Regions from separate parts of the Homo sapiens genome. Here region 2 is linked to region 1. The links are chromatin loops, found by intact Hi-C in ENCODE. Cell type or tissue: MCF 10A. All regions are shown on one strand. Each heading gives the region's core, and the rest is flanking DNA. Links, peaks and the distances in the headings are about the cores only.

Region 1 (2,925 bases), core at 1-2,500:
TAGCACTTTGGACATTGCTTCGGTGTCTTCATCTGTAATTTGCAATGGGGACATTGCCTCAGAGCTGGGAGCTGGCACTGGCTGTGTAGACATCACTCCAGGATTCATATCTTGCATTAGAATTGGGGATAACTCTCCAGAATCTGGGGCTAGCATTAATGGTGTGGACATTGCCTCAGAGGATGAAGTGCTCATTATAGGTGTACACACCACTCCAGAGGATGGAGCTGGCATTGCCAATGGTGATATCTCTGCAGAATCTGGTGCTACCATTAGCGTTGCGGACATCGTTCCAAAATCAGGAATTGTCATCATCCCTGGGGACATTACCCCATACTCTGAAGTGGACAGCAATGGGGACAATGTTCCAGAATCTAAGGCTGGCATTAGCAATGGGGACAGTGCCCCAGAGTCTGAGGCTGGCATTAGCAATGGGGAAAGTGCCCCAGAGTCTGAGGCTGGCATTAGGGGTGGGGACAATGCTCCAGAGTTTGGTACTCCCATTAGAGGTGCAGACATGGTGTCAAAGACTGGAGATGTCATCAACTGTGTGGATGTCCCTCCAGGGTCTGAGGCTGAAGTTGAGACTATAGGCAACTGTACATGAGAATGCAGAATCTGTACGTCTGCTCTGGTCTCTGTCATTGGTCTACAGAAGGCCATCTGCTTGTTTTGGGGCTCAACATTTTCCTCCCTCATTGTATTGTTGAATCGCAGTGAATGTAAGGGTATTGACATATCTGCCACAGCCACAGGATAGTGTGGAGGGAGCCCAGGAGGCAAGAAAATCTGTAAACAAGAAACAAGTTTAGAGGTCAAAAGCCAGTATCAAGAAGATTTGGAAACAGACAAATTGTTCATGGTGGAGACCTGTTTTTATGCGTTGTCAGGTATATGGCATTGAAGGTGAGGCTATCAGATTAAAGAAGCTGTGAAGCAATGAACAACTTTGGAGCTGGAGCAAATGTCCCTTCTGCCTCTATCCTTTTCAAACCAACCCAGCCTCTCAGTTTGTAAATGCTATAAACGCCAGCAGCCTCCGCAGCCAGGAGCCTGGGCAGTCCTGACTCAAATAAAGCAGCAGCACCACCTTCTGGCCAAATGTGAGAAATGCGGATTCCTGGCCTGTATTCTATCCCACGGCAGTACTCACAAGCCAGCCAAGGTACTGGCAAGCCTGAATGGGAAAGTCCTTTGCCCCAGGATAATTATTAGTTCCTGGGGCTCATTGAATTCTGCCAGTGGTTTAATCCTCATTTTACTACTCTGATGGCCCTGAATGTTCTCAGGAAAAGGGAGACATTTATCTAATCAATGACTGAGAGCAACATTCCATGAACTGAAAATTCTGCTTATTATTTTCATTATTCTTATTAATAACAGCAACCACCACCCCATTACTACTATTTATTTATTGCTTCACGTAGTATGTGCCAGGCACTGTACTTTAGACAACTGTCACAACTTCCTATAACGTGAGGGCCTTTGTAAGCATTATCCCATTTGGGTCTTACAATCTCCTGGGCAATAGATATTATTATCCCCATTTTACAAGCTTTCTCAGATTAGCCAGGGTCAAGGCTAAAATAGGGTCACTGCAACAGTAACAAACTGTATAGCATTGACTCTGACCCCCTCCTGGGGGTTGCCTAGTGTTTGGCATCCCTGAGCTTGCATTCAATTATTTCTCTGACATCCCAGATCATGGGTCACTTAAAGCCCAGTGTCTGGCATGTCCAAGTTTCAAGTTTCTCTGATGCCATGGGGGTGGGCAATCCAGAGCCTCACCCCTCCAGCCTGCTCCAATAAGCAGCCCAGAAGGGGCTTTTGGACACACGGCTTGGAAGCCAATGCAAATATTACACAATGTTGACATGTCCCCACAGCCTGCCCATGCCAAAAGCAGAAAACTTGCTACTTTGGGACAATGTCACAAAAGTCATCAACCTCATGGAATTGTGATTCCATAATAATGAGAAAACCTGCAACAGAAACGCTAACAGTGAACATTTCTTTAGCATGCACTGACTGGCAAACACTCTGCTAGGCACTTTACATGTATCATCTCATGTGGTTCCCATAGCAACACTAAGAGATTTCGGTTGTACTCTTCCTTTATCTTACAAATGAGAAAATTCAGACCCAGAGAAGCTTAATAGTTTGCCTGCAGTCACATAGATTCCTGGGTCCATCCAGTTCCAGAGCCCCCTACTCTTCACCAAGGTGCTATAAAGATCCACCTCTCCCCCTTACTCAGTCACACTACCGAGACCCCTGCCTCTGTCTCCAGCCTGGACAACCCCAAGATGGGTTGTCATAAAAGAAATGCTGGCCTCCTGCTGACACCCTGGTTATTGTAATAATTGTAATAATTGGTGCAATGGGAAAGATGAGTCAAAAAAGCAGCCATAGACCTCCACCTCCCATCTTCAGAAAAATATCTGAACATGCCACAGTTTCCCACCAGGCAAAACCCAGAAAGATCTTACCTTGCCAGTGACGGAGAAGAGGGAGAGAGTATCCTTTGCGCCCCTAGCTCTTTCACTCTGGCCAATTAACTTATACCTCGTGCCCAGCCAGTTCATTAAAGTAAGACCCAGTACCAACAGCTGTTCTCTGCAATCTCCCTTTGCTATCCCCTGCCACGCCCCCCTGCCCGCCAGCCAGCCTGCCCGCCCACCCGCCCCACTGCTCCTGACTTGCTACTGCTTGCTCTGTCTCTCTGGTCCCAGATTCCTGCCTCTATATAGGCTCTGACATTTGCCTCTGGCCGCCTTTCACTTGACAGTCCTCCAGAAGCTCCGCCTTAGCACTTGGCCTATGCAACTCCACCCCTCTTCCCTGTCGCCCCCAACAGTCCCACCAGCCTATGCCCCACCCCACTCTGCCCAAAGAAAAGAGGAGATTGACACAATTAAAAAGATG
Region 2 (2,925 bases), core at 195-2,694, 540 kb before region 1:
TAACAAGGAATTGTGGCCCAATGGCAAGGCAGTTCTCCTTCTCCTTTCTGCCCCTAACCACTTCACATGTGCCAAACAGGGGTTGCAGCCTCCTATCAAGACTGTCTGTCCCTCAAGGCTTGATCTTGGGGTGCCTTGATCCTCTAAAAGCCCCTGGCAGCTCAAAAAGCCTTAAACACACTCGAAAGTAGGGCAAGTATAGATTTTCAAACTCAAACCATGATGAGTAGTAATTTGGCCCCCTCATTAGTTCTTAGGCGGAAGCAGCCCTTTGGCATTTAGGACATTGACAACAATATCTGAGAAGGACAAGAGGATGGGAAATACAGAGAAGGCAACAACCAGCATCTAGCACAACATCTCATCGAGTCAGCAAAGACAATTCAACATGTAATACTGCTTGTAACGGCAAAAATTGCCAATGATCTAAATGCCCATCAATATGAGATTGATGAGATAAATTATGAAACATCCAAAGAAAAGAACACTATATCATTGTTTAAAAGAAGGAGCTAAAACTGTACTTTCTGAGAAGGACAGACGTTTCCAAAGGATTGTAAGTGAAAAGAGCAGGTCATGTAACAGTCTCTATATCATGATCCCAGTAAAACCATAGATCTGTGTTTATATATGCATAAAACTGTCAACCATAGTTATCTAGTACAGTGTCGGTGCACAGAATTACAGAGGAAATTTCCCTTTGTATTTTGTATACTTATGTATGCTGTTGACCTTTACAACAAGCCAATATCACCTTATAATTGGAAAAAACAATACTAGAATTTCCATTTTGCAAAACAAAAACATCCTATCTTAGATCACCTTCATCCATGCTATCTTTTGCATTGACAACATATCTTGGATTTAGCCATGCATTTGAATTTGTCTCAGAATTTTCTCATGAATGAACTAAAGCAAGATAGTAACATATTGATCAAGTTATAATACAGTCAAATGGATTGGCAATCCAGCAGAAGTTCTCCAGAGAAGGGCCACAAGACTTTTTCATTTTTATTAATAACTTAGGTGATACAGAAAATGTACTTACTGTGTTTTAAGATGACTCAAACCTGGCAGGGATGTCGGAATATGTTGAAGAACAAAATTGAGATTCAAAATAAGCTCAGACGGGTTGGAATACTGGGCTAAAATTTAAATGGTGAAATATAAATGAGATAAAGAAAAAAAATCATCAATTCAAATTTTAAAAGTCCATTTTGTGAGGCCAAAATAGGGGAAGTGTGGCTTCACAGCAACTCACATCAAACAAATAAACAAACTAAAAAAGATCAAGGGGCTTGAATTGACCCACAAGCACAATTCGAGCCAACAGTTTAATGTACCTAAATTATTTAGTCGCTAAAAACAGAGCACAATTTTAGATTGCATAATCAAAGTACAGTTTCTAGATCCTAGAATATAATCATTGCACTGTAACCTCCTCTGTTCACTCCTGCCGTCTCCTGTTCAATTTTAGACATCACATTTTAAGAGAGTCACTAAGAAAGTGGAAAACCTCCAGAAGAGGGTTGCAAGATTGACAAAAGAAAACCATTCTATAATAGGAGTTACTCTTGAAGGTAGAAGAGACAATAGGGCCTGTAAAGGAGAAACGTTGGGGGATATATAAGATATCCACCTGCCTTCAAATCTCAAGTATTTTCCTGCGGAAGGTATGCACTTATTCTGGGTTGCTCAGGTGATAGAACCAGGACTACTGCCACCCGGTGGTGAAAAGGAGGCAGATTTTCAGTAAACCCATCAAAAGGCTTTCCGACCTTGAGAAGGTCCTGCAAGAAGAGGCTGAGCAAGCTGATAAGGCAGTGACGGTTTTAGTCGAGGCGGAATGAACAGATGCCCGGTGGCAGAATTGCACTGAGTCCCTTTCAGCTCTAAGAGATTACATCTTTTTCCCCTATTCTCCGTGCCATCAATTCCTCTCTGTGTCGCCCTCAGGATCAATAAGTCCACTCTCTGCAGTCTACAGAGTGGTAAGGAGAGTTCTGAGGGAATGGTGGAGTTGCTGCCTCTTGTTTATTATTGCCCAGGATCTATGGGGTCAAAACCCACTGCTTATAGGAGTGCCAAATAGCTCATATAAGTTGGGTCATGTCCTTCACTGAACAAGCTCCTCCGTGGCTTTCCATCTCACTCCCTGGAAATGGCAGTCAATGCCCTTAACAAACTTGTCTCTGTGACCTCTCTGACCTCCCATCCCAATACTCTTCCCTTCATTCACTCCATTGCTGCAACATGGGCTTCTTGGCAGTTTCATAAATGCCAGATATCCTCCTGATTCAAAGACCTTGCTCTTCCTGTTCTCTCTGCTCCCAATGCTCTTCCCTGAGATACCTACATGACCTACTCCCTCACCTCCTTTAGGGCTGGATTCAAAAGATTACCTTCTTGGTGAGGCCTACCCTGACCACCCTCTAAAATTATAGGCTCTGCAGGGTTCACTCTCCAACCCTCCCTCACCACTCCTGACCATTTTACAACTCCTTATCACCCCATCTGAAGATATTTTCCATAGTACTTAATATCACATAACACAATATTTTATATTTATTATTTTGTTTTCCATACTACCTCTATTGGGCTATAAATTCCTTAAATACAGGAATAATGCCTGTCCTGTGTGTTTTTTTTTCTTGTCATATCTCAGCTTCTGGAACACTGGCTAGCACACAGTAGTTACTTATTAAGTGTTTAACGAAATGCCTGCTGCATCCCAAATCCATGCCATCTCCTGCAGTCTTGATTTTCTCAACAAAAGAAATTTTAAATTTAAGAACCAAATCCAAAAATAATAACAAGATGTGTCTTAGTAGTAAGATTTGGCATGATTGCCTATTTTTCTCAATTTTCTCATGTTTTAGTTATGCTGTCATATTACCTTAATGGTCAACTGGCCATAATAACTGT

What was found. Peaks named below come from ENCODE experiments on the same cell type or tissue, not always from the same donor. Only the 100,000 strongest peaks of a DNase experiment are listed, where the experiment ranks them.
Region 2: a loop joins it to region 1, with 5 times the contacts of the local background. A loop is called at or near these places in 2 of 110 quality-filtered maps.

What each region holds. Positions count from the first base shown.
Region 1 is chrX:110,448,431-110,451,355 of GRCh38, reverse strand. RTL9 (retrotransposon Gag like 9) reads right to left here. Exons shown (of 4, transcript NM_001385449.1): 3 at 1-789. The coding sequence starts at 738. Among named protein-coding and RNA genes, the nearest start is that of CRIPTO3, 71 kb to the left of the region's middle. In MCF 10A, for the core only: a CTCF peak has its summit at 1,075 (motif pointing left); a DNase peak (open chromatin) is centred at 1,085.
Region 2 is chrX:110,991,606-110,994,530 of GRCh38, reverse strand. It overlaps a transcript of PAK3 not described here. Among named protein-coding and RNA genes, the nearest start is that of PAK3, 100 kb to the left of the region's middle. In MCF 10A, for the core only: a CTCF peak has its summit at 1,720 (motif pointing left); no DNase peak of the experiment used is centred there.